Linked DNA regions of Homo sapiens: all the other regions are linked to region 1. A link is a loop called in an ENCODE intact Hi-C map of the cell type or tissue named here. Cell type or tissue: heart right ventricle. All regions are shown on one strand.

What was found. Hi-C counts contacts between places; a loop is a spot of excess contacts. Peaks named below come from ENCODE experiments on the same cell type or tissue, not always from the same donor. Only the 100,000 strongest peaks of a DNase experiment are listed, where the experiment ranks them.
Region 2: it touches region 1 in a loop (2.8-fold over the local background); 18 of 110 quality-filtered maps call a loop at or near these places.
Region 3: a loop joins it to region 1, with 7 times the contacts of the local background. A loop is called at or near these places in 44 of 110 quality-filtered maps.

Annotation. Positions count from the first base shown.
Region 1 is chr15:85,836,913-85,844,912 of GRCh38, reverse strand. LOC105370952 (a long non-coding RNA gene) reads right to left here and starts at 7,622. Exons shown (of 3, transcript XR_932580.2): 1 at 7,500-7,622; 2 at 6,783-6,940; 3 at 3,849-4,370. RefSeq lists a silencer at 4,019-4,278. In heart right ventricle, CTCF peaks have their summits at 3,966 and 4,175 (motif pointing right); a DNase peak (open chromatin) is centred at 4,192; H3K4me3 peaks cover 636 bases; H3K27me3 peaks cover 525 bases.
Region 2 is chr15:85,612,943-85,620,942 of GRCh38, reverse strand. All of the region lies in intron 8 of AKAP13 (A-kinase anchoring protein 13), which reads right to left. Among named protein-coding and RNA genes, the nearest start is that of LINC02883, 140 kb to the left of the region's middle. RefSeq lists an enhancer at 2,813-2,982 and silencers at 4,651-4,700, 4,761-4,810. In heart right ventricle, a CTCF peak has its summit at 4,739 (motif pointing left); a DNase peak (open chromatin) is centred at 1,672; H3K4me3 peaks cover 4,046 bases; H3K27ac peaks cover 7,229 bases.
Region 3 is chr15:85,291,905-85,299,904 of GRCh38, reverse strand. No RefSeq gene overlaps it. Among named protein-coding and RNA genes, the nearest start is that of MIR7706, 85 kb to the left of the region's middle. In heart right ventricle, a CTCF peak has its summit at 3,161 (motif pointing left); a DNase peak (open chromatin) is centred at 3,114; H3K4me3 peaks cover 705 bases; H3K27ac peaks cover 353 bases.

The DNA of each region.
Region 1 (8,000 bases):
AAATATCTGCTTGCACATTGAAAGCTGGCAGAATATGCCACATCAACATATGCTGCTCTGGCGTAAGGATTATTTTGAGCTATAGGCACTTTAAAAAATACATGAAAGAAGGGCATTCTGACCCTTCCCTTTCTCTTCCTGAAAGAAGGAGATAACACCTCCTTACAGAAGAGGTCCTCCCTGTGCCAGAAGGAACGTTTGTTCTTATTATCAAAGATGGGAAGTTGAGACCAAGAGAATCCTATAAAAGTAAGTCTTGTTAAAATTTGTATCTTTCTTGAGCCTCCTCATATACTTTTTTTTTTTTTTTTTTTTGAGTCAGAGTCTCTCTCTTCTCTGTCACCCAAGCTGGAGTGCAGTGGCACAATCTCGGCTCACTGAAACCTCTGCCTCCTAGGTTCAAGCAATTCTCCCGCCTCAGCCTACTGAGTAGCTGGGATTACAGGCACCCGTCACCATGCCCAACTAATTTTTGGTATTTATAGTAGACACGGAGTTTCACCATGTTGGCCAGGCTGGTCTTGAACTCCTGTCTTCAGGTGATCCGCCCGCCTCAGCCTCCCAAAGTGCTGGGATTACAGGTGTTAGCCCCACACCCAGTCAGCCCCCTCACATACTTTAGTTACTTTTCCACAATTGCCTGCCTTTGTTCAACTTAATATAAGAGCATTTAGGTTTTGTCACTTATTTGGGTATTCATTTTCTCATGAGAGCTCCCATGTCACATGAAATTTATATTAAGTAAATTTGTTTGCTTTTCTCCTGTAAATCTGCCTTATGTCAGTTTAATCCTCAGGCCCAGCCACAACACCATAAGAGGGTATAGGTAAAAAATTTTGCCTCCCTTATGCTGTCTTCTCTGTTCCTTGATGGTGAGGATATTGGGACTGACCGAGGGTTTGAAACCCCAGTGGCTGAAACAACACTGACACAGAGGAAATGTGCCATAAATGTTTGAGAATGGATGAACAGATGAATGAACTAACTGCTGAGTTAAACCCAGGCTGGGCTGACAAGAGGCAGTAGAAACAGCCTGCAGGGAGCAGAGAAAACACCTGTACATTTCCCTACACACTCCTCACTTAAGAGTGGAAACGGGGGTCTTATGGAGTCCCATTCCGTTCCAGGCCACCGGCAGAGTCGTGTTTGCTAGTGCACAGGGCCACTGTATGTTCACTCTCTGTGTACATCCACCAGACCTCCTCTTCTGCCCCTTCCTTCCAAGAGGCTAGATGCAGAAGTGGGCCAGTGTCTTCCCCAAGATCCACCATCTTGTGAGCCAGTGTCTTCCCCAAGAGTCAACATCTTGTGAGCCAGTGTCTTCCCCAAGAGCTGCCATCCTGTAAGTGAGCCAGTGTCTTCCCCAAGAGCCACCATCTTGTGAGCCAGTGTCTTCCCCAAGAGCTGCCATCTTGTAAGTGAGCCAGTGTCTTCCCCAAGAGCCAACATCTTGTGAGCCAGTGTCTTCCCCAAGAGCTGCCATCTTGTAAGTGAGGCAGTGTCTTCCCCAAGAGCCACCATCTTGTGAGCCAGTGCCTTCCTCAAGAGCTGCCATCTTTGCCTCCACGCCATCCCTCATGGAGAGACAAAATACTGGAGCAGGAAACTCTGCCTCCCAGGTTTCCTGTCACAGCAGATGCTGCAGAAACATCCTAAAGTATCCCTGTTGCATCTGATGACCAAGTCAGAGCTGGATGTGTCATCCTGCCCTTCATCCATCATGAATCTGAAGTGGTTTTGGTTACTCTGATGATGCAAGTGTGAATTTCCTTCATGAGACCTGAGTCTGCCATCCCTGAGAGCTGGAGCTGAGCCTCCAGATGTGAAAAAGAAGAGCAATGGCTCCTGTTGATTCTGGGGGAGGGGGGTGGGATAGCATGCCTCCCCCATGCAGCACCTGCTCCAGCCCCTGGCACGAGGAAGGTGCTCAGCAAGGGCGAGTTGCTGCCCTTACCATCTTAGACTCACATAAAGAGCACATGCGGCCGGGCGCGGTGGCTCACGCCTGTAATCCCAGCACTTTGGGAGTCCGAGGCGGGTGGATCATGAGGTCAGGAGATCGAGACCATCCTGGCTAACAAGGTGAAACCCCATCTCTACTAAAAATACAAAAAATTAGCCGGGCGCGGTGGCGGGCGCCTGTAGTCCCAGCTACTCGGGAGGCTGAGGCAGGAGAATGGCGTGAACCCGGGAAGCGGAGCTTGCAGTGAGCCGAGATTGTGCCACTGCAGTCCGCAGTCCGGCCTGGGCGACAGAGCGAGACTCCGTCCCAAAAAAAAAAAAAAAAAAAAAAAAAAAGAGCACATGCACCTATAAAATGGCCCAAAAACTGAGACTCACAAAAGTTAAATATTACTCAAGATTACACAGCCAGAGAGCCTTTCTCCACAGGGCTAGTGAGGCTTGGAGCATCCTACTCCAATTTGCCTTACTTGAATTTTGACCTACCTGAGATTGTATAATGTCTTAAAAATCTGATTTTTTAAGAGGAGGGACAGTGTTCTGTGACCCATCTATCTCCAGATAGCTCAGATGGTGAACTAATTCAGCCAACCCCCTATCTCCTAACTAATACCCACACTGAAACAACTCAATAATAAAAACACGAATAGCTCCATTAGAAAATGGACAAAGCAGGCCAAGCGCAGTGGCTCACACCTGTAATTCCAGCACTTTGGGAGGCCTAGGTGAGTAGATCACTCGAAGCCAGGAGTTCAAGACCAGCCTGGCCAACATGGTGAAACTCCGTCTCTACTAAAAATACAAAAATTAGCCGGGCAAGGTTGCACATGTCTGTAATCCCAGCTACTTGGGAGGCTGAGGCAGGAGAATTGCTTGAACCTGGGAAGCGGGGGTTGCAATGAGCTGAGATTGTGCCACTGCACTCCAGCCTGGGCAACAGAGTGAGACCCTGTCTCAAAAAAAAAAAAAAAGGAGAAAAAGAAAGAAAGAAAAGAAAATGGACAAAGCTGCTGGGCACTGTGGCTCACGCCTGTAATCCCAGCACTTTGGAGGCCAAGGTGGGTGAATCACTTGAGGCCACGAGTTTGAGACCAGCCTGGCCAACATAGTGAAACCCCATCTTTACTAAAAATAAAAAATTATTATAAAAATTAGCTGGGCGTGGTGGTTCGCGCCTGTGGTCCCAGCTACAAGGGAGGCTGAGGCAGGAGAATCGTTTGAACCCGGGAGGTAGAGGTTGCAGTGAGCCGAGATCCCGCCACTGCACTCCAGCCTGGGGCAACAGAGCGAGACTCCGTCTCAAAAAAAAATTTTTTTTTAGTAAAAGAAAAAGAAAATAAAACCTACTTCAAAGGGTTTTAAGAACACCATGTGAAAAAAGAATTCTACTATAACAAAATAAATATTAGCAATCTCTTCAATTTGTTTCTTTAAAAGCTGAAGGCTGATATTTAGGGGGAAGTGTTCTAATGTCTGCAATTTACTTTTTGAAATGCATCTGAAAAATAAGATGGGGCCAGGCACGGTGGTTCACAACCGTAATCCCAGCATTTTGGGAGGCCGAGGCGGGCGGATCACGAGGTCAGGAGATAGAGACCAACCTGGCTAACACGGTGAAACCCTGTCTCTACTAAAATACAAAAAATTAGCCAGGCGTGGTGGTGGGCGCCTGTAGTCCCAGCTACTCGGGAGGCTGAGGCAGGAGAATGGCGTGAACCCAGGAGGCGGAGCTTGCAGTGAGCCCAGATCACGCCACTGCATTCCAGCCTGGGCGACAGAGCAAGACTCCGTCTCAAAAAAAAAAAAAAAAATTAAAAAGAGAACAAGAAAAAGAAAAAATAAGATAGTTTGAAGGATGGAAAGAGGGATGAATAGATGGACAGATATGCAATGAAACCAATAGAGTAAAATGTGAATAACAGAATCTAGCTGATAGATAAATGTGTGTCCACTGTAAAAGCATTTGAACTTTTAAGTACTAAAGTTTTTCAGAATAAAATTTTGAGGAAAATGGGGAGAGGTGCCACTTGCATTTTACAAAATATGAACATGCTTCTCCCCTCCCCCGCTTAGTTAGACGCGCGCTCCTTTCTGGTCTGATTGCGTTAGCAAGTCACCTTGCAGCCCTGCCCAGCGATTCGGTCCGGTGGGTGCCCAGGATAACACGCGCCAGCCTTCGCCGCTTGCGAAATGTTCAGGGCTCTTGCCGCCAGAGGGCGCGCCCGCGGAGCGCTGAGCGCCAGGGCGCCAGGGGCTGGGTGGCCCGCGCCGGGAAGTGACAGACTCCGGAGCGGACTTTGCCCGGGGGTGGGTCCCAGGCCAGCTGCTACTGCAAGTACCTGCAGAAAACAGCTCTTCGAACCGGACAGTGCGAGAGTCAGCGCCTGCTGCCTGGCCGGGCAGAGATTCTGATGAAGAAGAGAGAGGAAACTGAGTGTGCTGAGGCAGTGTCAGACAATGCTAAATGCTTTCCTAGCACTTATTTCACGTTTTAGTTATAAATCAGCCTGAAAATAGAACGGTAGTGGAAGTGCGAAGGACATGCATTTCATTCCCGGCAGAGGCTGCCCAATCAGGACTCCTGGTCCTCTGAAGACAAAGCAGCTTTTTTGGGGTAGGGAGCGGGGGCGGGATAGCATGCTTCCCCCGCCCTTTCCCCCATGAGCAAAGGGGCTCAGAGTAGCTGTGTCCCCTGAGCTGAGGTGGCAGCTCCTGTGGGTGCCCTGGGACCTCACTCAGCATCTTCAAAGAGCCTGTGCACCCTGCTCCTTCCAGCTTCTTCGTGGAGGGCTGGAGAAGTTGTGAACCTTTGTCAAAAGACAGAAGCACAAACTTAAAGATCTAATTGGCTTTTATTTGCAATTCTAGAAGTGAGCAACACCTCATCCTATAAAATGAGCTGAGCACAGGAGGTTGGCTTTGCAGGCAGAGAAGAGCGGCAGAAAGCAGAAACAGAACAAAACACGGACTGATCATGTCAAAGTTACTTTCCCTACAGGGTTAAAGCAGAGGGGACTTCCTTATTACTTAGGTTGATGCAGATTAAATGGAATGTTTTAGGGGAACTGGCCCATTTCAAAGTTCAGTTTGATGACACTGCACTTAGCACAACTGACTCCATTCTGGTGTCTGGCCTGCTGGGGCCTAGTGCAGGAGACTAGTTCCATAACAACAGCCTCCCATAAATGATGTTTCACACCTCAAACCCTTCCTCACCTCCAGTCATCCCAATGCTCCCACTGACCCAAGTATTTTCTCAGACTATTTGGTTCCCCAGCCACCAGAGAATCAGGCATAAATCATAAGTCACTCTGTATTTTAAGACCATAATCATGCTGGGTGCAGTGGCTCATACCTATAATTCCAGCACTTTGGGAGACCAAGGCAGGTGGATCACCTGAGGTCAGGAGTTCGAGACCAGCCTGTCCAACATGGTGAAACCCCGTCTCTACTAATAATACAAAAATTAGCTGGGCGTCGTGGCAGGCACCTATAATCCCAGCTACTCAGGAGGCTGAGGCAGGAGAATCGCTTGAACTGGGAGGCAGGGGTTGTAGTGAGCCGAGATCATGCCACTGCACTCCACCTGGGAGTCACAGCGAGACTTTGTCTCAAAAAAAAAAAAAAAAAGAGAGAGAACCAGATATCAAGAGTACTTATAAACCCTATAATTCAATTTATATAAAACTGTAGAAAAAATAATCATGACAGAAGAAGATGAATGCTTGCCTTGGGCCATTGGCTGGGGTGTCAAATGGAATGGGGCACAAGAGAACTCTGGGGGGCAATGGAAATGTTTGTTCTGTATTTTCATTGTGGTAGCGGTCACATGTATGTAAAAACTTGTTAACATTCAATGAAAAGTTTGCTTGAAAAAAAAAAAACCTGCCTTCCATTACTCTAATCTTCATATCTGGGGTGTTCTTCCTATTGCGATTGTGTGAACAAAATCAATTGCTCTACTTGTTCAGTTTTTCCAGGTTTCTCTACTCCATGTTCCAGAAGCTACCAACTGGGAGTGTGCAGACTGACGCACAATCGTTTCCTGGCAACTCCCCAGTAGAAGCTAAGGTGTATCTGCTTCCTGCTAGGATCCTGACCCGGGACGAGGGCCCACCTCTCTGCCTGCCTCCTTTAAGGGACGCCTCCTGCTCCACAAGTTTCTGTCCTCCCTCTGAGGGAGCCCTGGAATGTGCTCCATCTACACTACTAGGGCCACGTGGACTATCCTAGGAGTTGGGAGGGCAGGGTGCAGCTGGGGAGGGAATGCTCGCAGAGAATGGGGTTGGGGTGGCTTTGGCAAAGAATGCACTTGGGGTCTGTAAAGAGGTCAGAGAAGAGCAGGGCCACCTTTGCTCATATCAGATGCTGCTTGGCCACCCACACCTGACCCTAGCTCTAAAAGCCAGTGTGTGGAGGGTCTGATTCTGTAAACTGGATGAAAGAGCAGGGAGGATTGAATGAAGAAGATACAGGAGGAGCACAGGCTACCTGGGCAGGGGGCATTTCACTGAGGTATTCTTTCAGCAAGCTTTAATTGAACAAACACAGTGGAATCTCAATGGTCTTTATGGAGTGAGTGCAGGAAAGAAAGAATGAATGAATGAATGAATGAAGATAAGATAAGATCCCTGCACTCTCAGAACTCACCTTCTAGATAAGAAGACAATTCAAATACAAAAATACCAGTAACACAGAATGGTATATGAGAGGTACCATAAAATTTTATGGAAACGAACAGAAGAGAAAAATCACTTCTAGCAACACTGCAGGGCCATCCTACCCCTTATGAGTGTTGATGCAAATTAGAAGGAGCTTACCTGAACAGACCCAGCCTCCTGGGCCCAGCGGCCTGCAAACAAAGAGCAAATGCTTTTATGCCACTCTGCTCCTCAGCCAGGCATCCTGGTGCAGGACTCAGCCTGCTTCTCTGTGAGTGGCAGCCAGGGCTTCATGGAGGAGATGACATTGGAGTTTGCTGGAAGAACAGAGAAGACAGAGAGGACTTAGACCAGTGGGGAGGTGGGGAAGGTGGCAAGGGAGCAGATTAGAGGAGAGAAGAGGATATTCCAGGCAGAAGGATGGGTGCACCAGGATCCTGGAAGCAGGGGATAAAGAGATCTTACAGGAGTGTTAAGATTCTGCTGGGGCTGTCCCCTGGAAGGCCATAGGGGCACTTATCTTTGTAGTGGGTGTCCTCAGGTCACATGCTCAGGCCAGCCAAGCAGGGCAGCCCAGTGACTAGAGAGCATAGGCCTGGGAACTCTTATGAGTTGAATTTTGTCCCCCCAAAATTTATACGTTGGAACCCTAACCCCCAGTGTCTCTGAATATGACTGTACTTGGAGTTAGGGTCTTTAAGGAGGTAATAAGTTCGAATGAGGTCACAGAGCAGGGCCCTAATCCAACAGAACTGCTGTTCCTAAGAAAAGGAAGGCACACCAGGATGTGTCAGCACAGAGAAAAGACCGTGTAAGGACCCCATGAGTAGGCAGCCATCTGCAAGCCAAGGAGAGAGGCCCCAGAAGAAGCCAGACCTGCCAAAACCTTGATCTTGGAACTCCAGCCTCCAGAACTGTGTGAAAATAAGCTTCCATTATTGAAGCCCCCAGTCGGTGTTGGCAGCCTGAGCAAACGAACACAGGAGTCAACATCAGGCTCCTAACTTCCTCACTGTGTGTCCTGAATGAGTCATGTAGCCTAGCTCAGTTTGTTTTCTGATCTGATATGGAAAGCAAAGGTAGAAACGCCCAGGGTGGCAATGAAGCTTAAGTGAAATTGCACTTGTAAAATAGGCAGCTGGCAAGTACGCAGATGTTGACAGAATAGTCTGGTTTCTAAAATGAGATGCAGGCCGGGCACGGTGGCTCATGCCTGGAATCCTAGCACTTTGGGAGGCCAAGGTGGGCAGATCACCTGAGGTCAGGAGTTCAAGGCCAGCCAGGCCAACATGGTGAAACCCCATCTCTACTAAAAATACAAAAAAAATTAGCTGGGTGTGGTGGTGCCTGCCTGTAATCCCAGCTACTCTCAAAAAT
Region 2 (8,000 bases), 220 kb after region 1:
GTGCTCTTTGAGCTGTCCAACATTCCCAGACTCTCATCTTACCGGCTGGAGGAGTTCTTACTAATTTTAGATTCAAGGATGCCTTCTGTGAGCAATTAGCTATTCAGAGTCTCCGCCCTCATCCTGCTTAGACACCAAACATCACTAATGCGGAGAACACAAACAAATACAGCTATCAACAAAGTCAGAAGCTACCTCTGAAAAGCAGTCAAACCAAGCCAAAAGGTCAGCTCTGCCACCTTAATAGATAGGTTTATTGGAAATCCTTCCAAAAGAAATAAATGTTGCCTATCCTTCCCCTAAAGAATTGAACGAGACAGTAGCAGAAAAACAGAAAAGACTCAGACAAAAGACAGAAATACTTAAAAGACAGAGGCAGAGAGACTGACAGAGAAAGAGACCAGGCAGATGGGGGTGGAGTCTGGGGGCGGAGGGGTGACAGAGACAGAAGGACAAACAGAGCAACTTGGAAGGTGAATTTCTCTCTCTGTGATTTTCAACAGTATGAGGTTCTCCCAAGCATAAGAATCCATTTTAATGAAAGTAAAATTACATTTCAACAGTAAGTGGTCCAATGCTGATTACCAAGCACCTATTGCTTCCTGTTCAGATATTCCTTTAAGAGGCTTACATTCACCCCTCATCCTCCACTGTGCACAGATTTCTCGGCCTTTCTCCCAATACAGGAGGGCCAGGGACATGGCTACCGGGTTCAAAGCGCTAAAACAGCCTGCAGAGCTTCAGAATGCATGAGGTGCAGCCCCCCTTACCTTCAGCAATACCACGTCCACAGTCCTGTCCACCTTGGAGATGTCACAGAGGCTGTAGCGCCTCTTGTGCCGTTCATACATTTTGCCCAAATGCAAGAAAGAACAGAGAAAATGCAGGAAGTATATCCACTGTTAACTTGGGGACCAGTGCAAGTCCTTAGTTCCAAATTTCTCACGGTTAGGTGGTGGAGATCTCTGCCTTCCAGACTCCTCTCTATTAAAACTCTCAAAGGGGTCAAAAACAATGAATTAAAAAGAAATCAAGCAGAATCCAATGCCTTGAACTGACTGAGAACTTGCTGATAACTTCAGAGTGCTGGAAAGATGAATGTAGAACTCATAATATAAACAATAAATACCACCTAATGCTATACTTTGTGCAGATCTTGACTGAAAGAGAAGCAAACACCGTTTCCATCACTGGCAATGACTCCAGTAAAAAAATAAAGAATAAACTGGCTAAGCATAACGGCCGATACACGTAGGGAAAAAAACCCAAGAAGGCAATAAAAATCCAGTATATACTTTGCCAGGAAGAGGGAGAGAAAGAAAGGAAGACGACGCTATTTCAAAGCGATGGCATGAAAAAAGTCATTAGATTCTGTTCTTGCTTAAAACAAAAACAAAGACAAAGAAAATCTACTTTTCCTTAAAAAAAAGTAGAAGCTGGGAGATGCTTTTCAAAGTAAAGTCTTTGGAATCTCTCTTGCTCACCAGGCAGTAGGGCTTGGTTTTGATTTAAGTTGAAAATCTCTAAGGACAGCAGAGTAAAAGGGAAAAAAATAAAAGACCACTCCTGCTGTACTCCCTCCCTCCCTCCTTCCCTCCCTAGCCAGCCTCCTCCTCCCTTTTTCCTTCTCTCTCAAGAACGTCACTGCTTGCCCTTTCAGCTCCGCACCCGCAGCCTTGGAGGTTTGAAAACCCAATTGCAGTTGTGGGAACATGATTCATCTACCGAGACGAAGAGAAAAACAAGGCTTCCTTTTCCAACCCGCTTCTTCTTCCTCCTCCTCCTCCTCCCACCCCTATGAAAAAGGCTCTGTCAGGCATTGCAAGATGCAGCTCAGTTCTTTGATGTCAGAGTAGTATGCTAATAAAGGAAGGGGGGTGTTATACTAAACACCACAAGCGTGTACAATGGACTTGTCGTGAGGTACAGAAAATTGAAACTACCCAAAGCATACACTATACCTCCCTGCCAAATGCAAAGCAATGATTTAACACGAGAAAAATGTCAGCCAAATATTGCAGTTATGTCTCTAGGATCGAGACGTGGCTATAAATGTGTCTGATAAAGTTTAAAAATTATCAAGAGTTAAGCTTTATTTTTGGGGAGGGAGAAGGGATGATGGAGTTGATTTAAAGAAAATGAAAAAGAAAAGGAGTGGAACAAAGGAGTTCTGTGTATGTTAATATTTGTTGCGACTAAGTATAGCTGCCTGGCTGGGACTTCTTCAGTGTTTCTATGCACACTAACTGGGTCTTGAATTGTGGGTCTGCTACTTCATTTGCCTGTTTTCTTACTATTCCAGACCCTTCTAGCCCCCCACTCTATCTAACATTCTCAGGGACAGACTTACTTCAGAATGCATTCTCTCACCTGAGACATTCTCTTACTTGGATCATGAATGATTTGGGAGGGAAAAGGATGAGGAACTGAGGGAAGCAAAAAGCAGAAAGGAGTGAAGAAACAAAAGAAAAAGGGATTAAAAAAAAAAAAGGATTTCTCTTTCTAGGAGCTGCTGACATTTTCCTTGAGTTGTCCAGAGTAGTCCTTAGCTAGGCTGTGAAAGCAGTGGCTCAAATACCACAACAGAAGGGGAGAGGAGAGATTTAACACCTACATTTCTGTTGACATTGCAAACAAAGTTGGTGAAAAGGTTTTTCAGGAGCTAAAAAACGGATATAGAAAAAGGGTATAGATGAGTTGCTGTGTCCTCAGGCCAGATATTCAAGTTGCTGACCAGCTTAAAGGAGGGAAATACAGCAAACCCTGCTAAGAAGACTGTAAACGTCTTCCTCAACTTTCTATTAATACACCCCAGCTACATACAGGCTTTATTCTGAAATAAAAGCCATAAGGTTTTATCTCCCTATTCCTCACTGGTTCATCCGAGGAATGAAGGCGGACAACCCCTCCCCTTCTCGTGCCCCAAGTGAGCCTTGGCTCTGTAGTGGTACCAACATGTGCAGTGAAACAGATGTTGCTTTTCATTACAAATGAGGCTACAAAACAGTAGAAACAAGACGATTTGACAGAGATTTAAAAGTTGTAAATAAAATTCTTGCTCAGGCTTATCAAAAGCATGGGAACTTGACCAGAGATTTACAAATACTTCCAAACTATGTGGTCTAGGGCACAGACAGAAAGAGCCTTTAGGCTTGAATGTATAGATAAACTGATACTTTATTATCTTTTCTGTAAAAGCTTTCACCAAGCTAGAATGTAGAACTCGCCCTTCTTCTTTTTTTGAACACAGAGCTGCCTCCCCTCTGTCCTCAATATGGTTTGTTCCTCACTGCCACTCCCTTCTGTTTTAATTAGAATCAAATGATTCCTGCTTCCAAGGTTCCCAGGCATCTGTCTCTCTAGGGATCAGAGATGGTTTAATCACCATTAAAACCCTCCTACCGGCTGGGCGCGGTGGCTCACGCCTGTAATCCCAACACTTTGGGAGGCCAAGGCAAGCAGATCATGAGGTCAAGAGATCCAGATCGTGGCCAACATGGCGAAACCCCCATCTCTACTAAAAATACAAAAATTAGCCAGGCATGTTGGCACATGCCTGTAGTCCCAACTATTCAGGAGGCTGAGGCAGGAGAATCGTTTGAACCTCGGAGGCGGAGGTTGCAGTGAGCCAAGATCGCGCCACTGCACTCGAGCCTGGCAACAGAGCAAGACTCCGCCTCAAAAAACAAAAAACAAAAACAACAACAACAACAAAAAAGCTTTTCTACCCTATCCCTGTCCAGTGACTTACATGCAGATAATTTATAACAATGTAACAGATATTTTGTGACTTCTAGTGGAGGCAAGCAAAATAAATAGGTAACAAGGTGTCTGTCTTCAGGAAGTTTTTAGGAGAGAGAAACTTGTTTCAAAATAATATAATTTTCTGAAAGAGCCTAGATTACTGTTTGAGACATAAAGACTAACCTTTTTATTTCTAACTTCTGGCTTTGTGCCACAGGCTGGAAAGCTAGATTTCCTGCTCTTTCTGCATATTAAAGGACAATTCCTTACATATTCTGTTCCTTGTTGGAGGACAAATACCCTGGGTGGGAAACAAATGCTCTGGGTGGAAAAAAGAGTCTGTGTTGCTTTCCCCTCTGGATCTGCTCAGCACTCCCCAACAGAAGACAGAATCTGCAGTCTTGTGCTTTTGCAGTTGATGTGACAATTCCAAGTTTTTATCAAAAACATCTGGAACCATTGAACAGTAATTCTGCCAGGATTTTGAAATACAGCAACCAATCATTTCATATCTAAACCAGAGCTGAGAGTTACAAATTTAAAGGAGGTTCTGAGTTTATTTCCCTTTTCTTTTAATTTGGGGAACCTGTAGTAAAATATTTTATTATTTACAGCCATACTACTTAACAGTAGTTACTTACAGTATTAATTGTCTTTCCTTTCTTTCTGCAGCCTCCATCCTGCCCTCTATCCACACAAATGGTCCCAGATTCTTTAAAAACAACCAGTGCTTTTAATCTGTCTCATGCCACAGGGCCAACATGCAATTATTAAAGATTCCAGAAAATGAAATATAAAAATATTTTATACATCTTAATTTAGCTATAGCATTTGTGTTCATGAATTAAATTTTCATTTGATTTACTTAACTACAAGATCTAGCACCTTACCAAATTGTTTAAGCATTCTTATGGGTCAACACTGTGGCTGCTTTAGTTCCAGTTAGGGCAGAAGCCCATCTGGAGTCTCACAGCAAAGTTTCTGAATTAGGACACCACCTAGTGGGGGATGCTGAAGACCCAAACAGAACACCAAAGGCCAGTGAATATTTTTGTGGGGGTGTGGGGATAGGGGTAGGGCTCATCTTCTGCTACTATGTATTTTTTCCTGAAACCCCAAAGTGAACATAAAGTAGCAGCATGTGAATGGACACTGGTTAATGACTCATCAATGATCAATTTTACTCTCTGCAGAGAACACAAGGTACTAAGTGAAAATCAAGGGTTCTTTGTCTTCCTAGGTGTGCCATTATCTCACTGAGCAACTTGGGAGATACTAGTTTGACCCTCTGGACCAAGATTTCCAGAATGGAAAAATTAGAGATTCAACGCTAGGTCATATCTGAAGATCCTTCTTGCTCTAATATTATATACTGCCAGTCTGAGACTAGGAAGTTATCACATGCCATATAGTTCATGGGATACGGTAGTTTCAGAGGAGAAAGAAAAAGGAATTGAGACATTCTCTTAAAACTTGCAGAAAACATTATTCCTGCATAATGACACTTTCTACCTTTGTTCTTCACATGAAATGGGAAGGAAGGAAAAGTTTACCACAGTCAACAATTTTCATTAATCTAAACTTAAATATAGTGATCCATCCAGAGTTACACATATGTTGGTGGTAAAATGTATTAGAATACAGATAAAACATTTAGCCTCCACTTGAGCAACTCCTGTCTGCTTAGATAATAGACTGCTTCAAATAAGACAAATGAATATTTGAGAGGTGAAAGAAGAAAATACTTTACAATGGCTGCAAAGGATCGTCTCCAATTAGGCTTTCCTTGTACTATGGCTCCAGGAGAAGCAGGTCTACTGTTCCCTCCTAGCATTCACTAACATACAGATTTGAAGATTACAAGACAGTAAAAGGGTAAAGGAGAAGGAGAGACCTAGAAGGCTATAACCACCATTTCTTTTCAAATTAGTAGCAAGCAGTAGCCAACAGCTCCTTTCCTTAACCCTTTACTATCTTTGCAAGAAGAAAACTTAAGACAATTTAACTGGCAGCAGCTAACTGACAATAATAGCAACAATTAAAATAACAACAAACTAATATGGAACAATATAAGAAAAAAGTATCTTCGTAAACTTGTGCTCTTTACAGGAACAAGGTCTCATGGATCATACACACAAATGTTAAATTCTACTAAAATTACCAACAGCTTTGTGAAATAAAAGGAGGGAGGAAGGAAGAAAGGGAGATGGCAGAATCAAAATTTCAGTTGGGAAAAAGTGACAGGATAGTTTAATCTTGAGGACAAGTCTTCTGGAGCAAGATTTATTAACCACAACATTTACTGAATACCTCCTGTTTGCCAGGTGCTTCCACAGGTACAATTTCATTGATTCCTCATAAAAACCTGTAAGGTGAAATTTTACTGTCTATTTTACAGATGAGGAAAAGTAGCACTTAGAATTTAAGTCAGTTATATAACATCACACAGCTAATAAAACAGATTTGCTTTAAACTCAGTTGTGTAAATCAGTCTTTCCACTACATCTAATTTTGCCACTTGATAAATCCCCCAAGAAATGAAACTATAACAGAGAAAAGTTAGTATTTGAGGAAAGAAAACTTGGGATTCATTACTCATAATCAATATCCCTACATTTGATTTTACATAAATGCTAAAGGACAGAAAAAGATGTTTTTTAAAAAATAAAAATGCCAAGTGATTCTTAATTTTACATTAAACGGACTCAACTTCTCTGCCAACATTTCAATATTTGACATTCCACTTTTTAAAAGTTTCTCTCTATAGTAATATCTTACAAAAATAGAATGAACAAACCAAACATACAGACTAAAAGATCTCTGGATATTGCTACCCAAGTCTTCCTGAAAATGAACAGATACACTGATCTGGCTTTTCTCTTTGGAGCAAACATTCATTATTTCTTTTGGCAGCATTTCAGATATTTAAAGATGGCCGTCGTGCTTCACCACCCTCTTCAGGCTTCTCTTTCGAATCATGATTCCCACAACGGCTCCTCAGACAACAGAATACCTGAGTGCTCTCTAGTTAGTGTACTTCTTGTGATGTGGATGCCCCAAACAAAATCCTCTGACATGGTGCACACTGGGATAACTAAGATCAAATTGGTTTTCTTGACACACATATTACACCGCTAGAAGAATAAGTTTATTGTGAAATAAACTTACTTCCCATATATTTTCTTTCAGTGTGACTTACAGTATCAGGTCTCCTTTAAACTATAATCTTGTGATTTTGTTTTAAAACCTACTTTATAGCTTTCTGTATAGATATATTCTCTCAAATAAATTCTCATTTGTTTTAAAGTTATCATTTTAGCCTTAAGAGAGTATAGTGAACCTAAATTCCATCACTGAAGTAACAGCTGTTTCTCCAAACTCTGTATCATTCATAAATCTGAAGAGCAAGGCTAATGATGGAACCCAGAATTAAATCACTAAAAGCCTCCCCTGGTAGGACATCTGTCCATCAATCAGCACTCCTAATATATATATATATATATATATTTTTTTTTTTTTAGACGGAGTCTGGCTCTGTTGCCCAGGCTGGAGTGCAGTGGTGAGATCTCGGCTCACTGCAAGCTCCGCCTCCGGGGTTCATGCCATTCTCCTGCCTCAGCCTCCTGAGTAGCTGGGACTACAGGCGCCCGCCACCACGCCCAGCTAATTTTCTACATTTTTAGTAGAGACGGGGTTTCACCGTGTTAGCCAGGATGGTCTCGATCTCCTGACCTCGTGATCCACCCGCCTTGGACTCCCAAAGTGCTGGGATTACAGGCGTGAGCCACCGCACCCGGCCCCAGCACTCCTAAGATTAAGTAAAATGCTGGTCTATCAGCTACAAAGCCAACTGAATTCTGAGTCCCATACCTCCATCTTCTATACAATACAGAATAATTAATAAAACTTCTTCCTGAAATTAATACATACTAAATGTATGGCATTCTCCTATTCAACCTATCAAATAATGCTATCCAAAAGGGAAATGAGACACTACTCATGCAGTGTACTGTTTGATAACCATTTATGTTGTCTATTTAAAACCAGATCCTAAAGACTGTTGTATTTGATAAAACTATAAGCCATATTTACTCATAGTTTTGAATCTTCTAACAACATTTCTTTTTAGCATGACCACAAGAACATAAGACAGTCCAGCACTGACAAAAACAAAAACAAAAGCTACTTCATAATAGTACAATGACACAAGAACTTCTTCTCACATGTAGAAATCTTACCAATTTCATGAAGCCCGT
Region 3 (8,000 bases), 550 kb after region 1:
AATTTTTTTTTTTTGAGACAGGGTCTCACACCGTCGCCCCGGCTGGAGTGCAGTGGCACAATCTTAGCTCACTGCAACCTCCACCTCCCAGGTTCAAGTGATTCTTGTGCCTCAGGCTCCCAAGTAACTGGAATTACAGGTGTGTGCCACCACTCCTGATTAATTTTTGTATTTTTTTTTTTAAGTGAAGACAGGGTTTCACCATGTTGGCCAGGCTGGTCTTGAGCTCCCAGCCTCAAGTGATCTGCCTGCCTCGGCCTCCCTAACTGCTGGGATTATAGGAATGAGCCACTGCACCCGGCCTATGAGAGTGATCTTAACTGTATCTGCAATTTTTTCCTTAAAAAACAGAAAATAACAATTCTGAAACAACACATAACTAAAAGTTAATGTGTTACATCTGGGTTGACCACAAATGGGTGTCTGTTATATTTATTTCTGGATTTTTCTGTGCATTTAAATTATTTGATAATTAAATCTCTGTATTTTCTATTTCTTAATTACATTTTTCTAAGGACATAGAGAGGATGCAGTCCTGCTTTCACAGGTGCTGGCTGAGGTGCTTATTAAAATACAGCTACTAAAAATAGTGCCAGAACTATATTGAGTGGGGGGTTGCAGGTAAGGGAGCTGAGTCCTCATCTGTCATAGCAGGAAGACAATGCGTAATGTGTGATGCTGGTTATTTGTGGGCCTAGGGTCCCTCCCAGTTTCATGCTCTTCCCTGCTCCACTGAATCCAGTGGACTGCACTGTCCAGGCTTTCTTCCTAGCTGGCTTTTGGGGTTCAGCCAGTGGGAGGCTCTGTGGGAAGATGGGAGGGTGGGATTCAGCAGAGGTCAGGGTAGCTCTTTCCAGCTCTCTTCCTGCTTTGGCATGCTATATCTAACTGTAGCTGCATCCTAGGTACAACTCTTACTCACTGGGCTCTGATAAGTGTTTCCTTCCCTTGTCTCAATAGGCCCTGGAAGCGGGGAGGGTAGTAATAGCTTCTCACCATTGCTAGTCTCTAGGTGTCCTACCATACCTTGTTTGTTACCTTATCCAGTCCAGAAACTCTGTGAATAGTCCCTTCATTAAAGCCTTTTCATTTTAACCATCTGGGATGACACAAGAAACACTGTGAAAGGTAAAAATTGCTTTTGTTTGTTTGTTTGTTTGTTTCAGAACTCCTTTGCTGTGGATAAGAAGATTGACTAGGTGACTTGCTCCAAGTTCAAAGCCTGTTTGCATAAAACAACAACGACTTGTCTTTGTTCTGTTTGGTTATTTTGAGACAGGGTCTTGCTCTGTCATTCAGGTTGGAGGGCAGTGGTGCAATCATGGCTCACTGTAGCCTTGACCTCCTGGGGTCAGATGATTCTCCCCCCTCAGCCGCCTGAGTAGCTGGGACCACAGGTGCATGCTATCACGCCCAGCTAGTATTTTTAAATGATTTTTGTAGAGATGGGATCTCCCTATGCTGCCCAGGCTGGTCTTGAACTCCTGAGCCCAAGCAATCCTCCTGCCTTGGCCTTCCAAAGTGCTGAGGTTACAGGCGTGAGCCACCGCACCTGGTCACAACTTGATTTGAGAGCGTATGGTTGACAACATCTTGATGAAAAGGGATATGGCTGGCCAGGCATGGTGGCTCACACCTGTAATCCCAGCACATTGGAAGGCCAAGGTGGGCAGATCATGAGGTCAGGAGTTCAAGACCAACCTGGCCAACATGGCGAAACCCCATCTCTACTAAAAATTGAAAAATTAGCTGGGTGTGGTGGGGGGTGGCTGTAGTCCCAGCTACTCAGGAGGTTGAGGCAGGAGAATCGCTTGAACCCGGGAGGTGGAGGATGCAGTGAGCCGAGATAGTGCCACTGCAGTCCAGCCTGGGTGACAGAGAGAGAATCCATCTCAAAAAAAAAAAAAAAAAAAGGGATATGGCTGATACACACAGAAAGATCTACTCTCCTAAGACCTTGTGCCCCAAGAATTTTATGACTTCTTGGATGGTATCAATTGTGTTTTATGATTGATTTATTCATTTACTTGATAAGTTTTGATCGAGTGCGGCTCTGTACCAAGAACTGTGTCAAGAAATGGGGATACATTGTTGTGCGAGAGGAAGTCCTCATGTGCCAGGAATTTACAGTAGACAGGGGAAGATACGCAAACTCATTACGAAGAAATACGGTAAATGCGAGGGGAATGGAAGCAGAGGGTGCTCTGGAGTACTCAGGAGGATTATTCAGCCCAGCCTTATACTGTCAGGGATAGTTTCCCAAAAGAAAGGATATCTAACCTGAGAGCAGAAGAATAAATACTAGTTAGCCAAGTTAAGGAGGATGGGTAGATGGGAGGGAGTGAGTTTTAGTTTTAAGGCATTCTAGGTAGAGAGAAAAGCAATTTGGGCAAATCTGGTAGGGGATAAAAATCATTTGGGAAACTGAAAGTCAGCCTCTTGAGTTGATTGCAGGAGGAGAGGGTGAGATAAGTTAGGAGAAGAAAAACAGGGATCGGATCACAAAAAGCCTTTTAAGTAAGATTAAGGGCAGGGGTATTATTATGAGGTCAATACAAAGCCATTAGATCTTTTGAGTAGGTGGTATACAGTGTAATCGCATTTGCATTTTTAAAACATTATCTTGTCTATGCGGTGAGAATAAACTGGAGGTGGATAAGAGCAGAGGCAGCTCCCTTAGGAGGTTGTTGCTGTATCCTAGGCCAGAGATCATGAGTTGGACTTGAGGCTGGGGCTGGAGAGAAGCGGCCAGAGAAGAACATATGGCTAAAACAGGCAACCTGAAAACATTCAGGAAATTATTGTCATTAGAGGACAGCCCGGCAAAATGCAAATTGTTCTGTCCTTATTTGATCTCAGCTGGACTATGAATTCTGTGGGGACAGGGACTATTTTGTATTCATCCCCGTTTCCAGTACTACGGAAGTACTCAGGAAATGAATGTTCTTCCTAAGTGAGTCTCAGTGACATGGTGTTTGGATAGAGTGGTAACCCTCACGCCTTTGCTGACCCACCTTTATTAGGGAAGTTCAGCAGCGATTGTGAAGTCGACGTGTAGCGCTACCGCGGCAGGGACATTAAGGTGCAGAAGCTTTACCCAGTGCACAGTGCACACTGAAATACCCAGGCTGGTTTTTCCTGACTCAGTTCTCTTCTGCCATCTGCTGGGACAGTCTTTCATAGCACATCAAAGCAAGATCACCAAGGAAGACAGGCCTGAAAGCTTTGTGGGAGCCACAGTGGACAATGACTTGGATAAGTTTACGATTTAGTCAGAGATGCAAGAATCACATCCAAACCACTGTCCATTTGAAGCTAATCTTCAGTATTTATTTCCCAAAGACTAAATGTCTTTTTTATAAGAATGAGTTCATGTCCTTTGCAGGGACGTGGATGAAGCTGGAAACCATCATCCTCAGCAAACTAAGACAGGAACAGAAAACCAGACACTGTGTGTTCTCACTCATAAGCGGGAGTTGAACAATGAGAACACATGGACACAGGGAGGAAAACATCACACACGGGCCTGTTGGGGGGTAGGGGGCAAGAGGAGGGAGAGCATTAGGACAAATACCTAATGTATACGGGAATTAAAACCAAGATGACAGGTTGATAGGTGCAGCAAACCACCATAGCACAAGGATACTTTTTTTTTTTTTTTTTTTTTTTCTGATACAGAGTCTCGCTCTGTCTCCCAGGCTCTGGAGTGCAGTGGCGCAAACTCGGCTCACTGCAAGCTCCGCCTCCCGGGTTCACGCCATTCTCCTGCCTCAGCCTTCCGAGTAGCTGGGACTACAGGTGCCCGCCACCACGCCCGGCTAATTTCTTTTTGTATTTTTAGTAGAGACGAGGTTTCACCGTGTTAGCCAGGATGGTCTCGATCTCCTGACCTCGTGATCCACCCGCCTCGGCCTCCCAAAGTGCTGGGATTACAGGCGTGAGCCACCGCGCCCGGCCGCACATGGATACTTATGTAACAAACATGCAGGTTCTGCACATGTATCCCAGAACTTAAAAAAAAAAAAGTCTTTTTTTTTTTTTGAGATAAAGTCTTGCCTTGTCACCCAGGCTCCAGGCTGGGGTGCAGTGGCATGAACATGGCTCAGTGTAGCCTAGCCTCCTCCTGGGTTCGAGAAATCCTCCCACCTCAGCCTCCCAAAGTGCTGAGATTTCAGGCGTGAGCCGTCATGCCGGCCCATGCAGACTATCTTAAATGTCTGTATTCTCCTTTGAGTTTTTGCAACAACTTTACGATAGCCATATATTATAACATTTTTTAAACAAGGAAACAGAAACACAGACATTTAAATGAAAAGCTAACTTTGAACAAAAAATAAGTAGCCCGAGCCAGGACTGAAGCTTCCTTGACTCCTGGTTCCATACTTTTGTCACAATGTCTCAACGTCTCCAACACACTAAGGGAGAGTTCCAACAGGCCGAGACAGGCTGCTGATCTGCAGCAGGGAGAGGGCAGGCCTAATGTGAAGGCTGACAAGGCCGGTGGCTCCCTGATGTTCAGCACAGAGATGCAGAATGTTGGCATGGAGTGGGGTGGGGGAGAGCAACAGAAACAATTCTCCACGTTCTATGTTTCCCCCAAGATATGTCAAGGTGATGTTTCCGAGGGAAACATTTTTTTTAAGTATATGAAAACTAATAGAACTTGAACTTTTGGTGGGTGTTGTCAAATAAAATAGACCCTACTATTTTTGTTAACGCGTGTGGTTAAGACTAAGAAACTATTGTGCCATCCTTTTCTCTCTCTCTCTCTCTGTTTTTTTTTTTTTTTTTTTTTTTTTTTTGAGACAGGGTCTCACTCTGTCGCCCAGGCTGGAGTGCAGTAGTGAGATCATAGCTCACTGCAGCCTTGAAAAGCTGGGCTGAAGCAATCCTCCTGCCTCAACCTCCCAAGTAGCTGGGACTACAGGCATGTGCCACCACATCTGGCTAATTATTTTTTATTTTTGTGGAGACAAAGTCTTGCTATGTTGCAAGGAATCCTCCTGTCTCACCCTCCCAAAGCACAGCGATTACAGGTGTGAGCCACTGCACCTAGCCAACTTTTCTCATTTAAACTGAAGTTATTCTTGTATGAATGCCCAAATACATTCTTGGTATTAAAAAATCCAGACACTCAGGTAATGCTAAACATTCCTTTTACTACAGGTTTCAAGCTTTTCCCCAAAGACAACCTCAGTCAGGAGTATGCTTCCAGATCTTCTAGGAAATATGGGTGTTCCTATGGGAGCATAGTCTTGTTTAGTGTTTTATCTCCCTTACATGAATGGGATCTTGTTCCCCATTCCCCTCCCCAGGCCTCTGGAAACCATCTTCTACTTTCTGTCTTATGAATTCAACTACTGTAGGTGCTTCATGTAAGTGAAATCACACAGTATTTGTCCTTTTCTGACTGGCTTATTTCACTTAGCATCATGTTTCGAAGATTCTTCCATGTGGTAGCCTGTGCCAGGATTTCTTTCTTAAGCTGCATAATATTCCATTGTATGCATGTACCACGTTTGGTTTATCCATTCTTCTGTTGGTGGACACTCAGTTTGCTTCCACCCTGTGGGCTATTGTGAGTAAGTCCGCCATGAACATAGGTGTACAAGTATCTCTTTGAATTCCCGCTTTCCATTCTTTGGGGTATATGCCCATAAGTGCTGCAGCAGCTTTCTGAGTACATTTCAGGCTGTGGGTGTCTTCTTCACTTGAATACCCCTTGCATTTGGGCTGTTTACCATAGTTACCCACTGATGTAGTTTGGATTTATCCCCCTGCAAAAGTCTTGTATCAAATTGTAATCCCCAGTGTTGGAGGTGGGGCCTGGTGGAAGGTGACTGGATCACGGGAGTGGATCCTTCATAAATGGTTTAGCACCATTCCTTTGGTGCTGTATTCGTGACAGAATTCTCACGAGATCTGGTTGTTTAAAGGTATGTAGCACCTCCCCGCTGTCTCCCTCCTGCTCCGGCCATTTGAAGTGCCTCTGTCTCCCTTCACCTTCCGCCATGATTGGAAGCTTCCTGAAGGCTCCCCAGAAGCAGAAGCCGCTGTGCTTCCTATACAGCCTGCAGAACCATGAGCCAATTAAACCTCTTTTCTTTATAAATTTCCCAGTCTCAAGTGTTTCTTTATCGCAGTGCAAAAATGGACTAATATACCCACCCACCAAGGGCACTCCTTTTTCCTTTCTAGGGTAGCTATAGGCTTAAACAAGTCGTTCTCCATTTGTAAAGATTTGGGGCAGGAGAAAGAAGTTGTTCTCAGGCTCCTGTACTGTAAGACTCAGTTCGAATGTCCCAGCCTCTGTTATCTTCCCCGATCAATCTAGGGACTGAGTGCCCTTCTCCTTTTCACTGCAGTCGCACTGTGCTCTCTTATTTACCAGCGCAGTGTTGCTGCTCTTTGTTTAGAGTCCCATCTTCCTCAGGATCCTGGGAACTCCTTGAGGGAGAAGATTGTGCCTTTTCAGTCTTTGATCTGCTGTATTGTACACAGTGGACAGTGTCTACTTTTAAATTTTTAATTAATTTGAAAAACATCTTTAATAATTATATACAGTTAAAAAATTCAGGACCGGACGCAGTGGCTCACACCTGTAATCCCAGCATTTTGGGAGGCCGAGGCTGGTGGATCACTTGAGGTCAGGAGTTCAAGACCAGCCCGACCAAAATGGCGAAACCCCGTCTCTACTAAAAATACAAAAAATAGCTGGGCATAGTAGCCGGTGCTTGTAATCCCAGCTACTGGGGAGGCTGAGGCAGGGGAATCACTTGAACCCAGGAGGCAGAGGTTGCAGTGAGCTGAGATTGCATCACTGCACTCCAGCCTGGGCAACAAGAGTGAAACTCTATCTCAAAAAAAAAAAAAAAAAAAAAAAAAATTCAGGCCAGGCGCAGTGGCTCATGCCTGTAATCCCAGCACTCTGGGAGGCTGAGGAGGGAGGATCACAAGGTTAGGAGTTCAAGACCAGCTTGACCAACACGGTGAAACCCCATCTCTACTAAAAATTAAAATAAAAAAAATTAGCTGGGCATGGTGGCGTGTGCCTGTAATCCCAGCTACTCCAGAGGCTGAGGCAGGAGAATCACTTAAACCCAGGAGGTGGATGTTGCAATGAGCCAAGATCGCGCCACTGCACACTCCAGCCTGGGTGACAGAGCAGGACTTCGTCTCAAAAAAAAAAAAAAAAAAATTCAAAGAACAAATAAAAGGTTGGTAAATGTTAACTTCCCCCTCCCTATCTTTGTGCTACACTTCAGAAAGAAACATGTCTGTTTCAATTTTCAGTCCTCTGAGTGGTAATCAGCTTCTCTAAGTAGTAAACTTGAACCACTATGCCACCAACCCTGTAGGAGACAATCTATTGGCTTCTGCTTTGGTTGATGAGAATTTAGTTCACCTGTACCACCAGCCACCTTGCCTGCCCCCATTGATTTCAAGCCTTCACCCCGTCCACGCCCATCTCCAGGCCCGTTTCCTTGTGGCTTTGCAGTTCGGCCCACTTACATATCCTGTTTTTTACTTTGGGTTCAGCCATATCATGTGCTTTGGATAATGGGATGTTTGCAGGCATGATGTAAGTAGGGGTTAGAAAAATGCTTGTGGTTCTGGGCACAGTGGCTCACGCCTGTAATCCCAGCACTTTGGGAGGCTGAGGTGGGCAGATCACTTGAGGCCAGGAGCTCGAGACCAGCCTGGCCAACATGATGAGACCCCGTGTCTACTAAAAATACAAAAAATTAGCAGGGTGTGGTAGTGTAGACCTGTAATCCCAGCTACTCAGGAGGCTGAGCGGGGAGAATTGCTTGAACCTGGGAGGCAGAAGTTGCAGTGAGCCGAGATAGTGCCACTGCACTCCAGCCTGGGTGACAGAGCAAGACTCCATCAAAAAAGAGAGAAAGAGAGAGAGAGAGAGAGGAAGGAAGGAAGGAAGGAAGAGAGAAAGATGCTTGTGCAGTAGGCTGTGTTCTGTTGTACCTCTGTCATCATCTGGC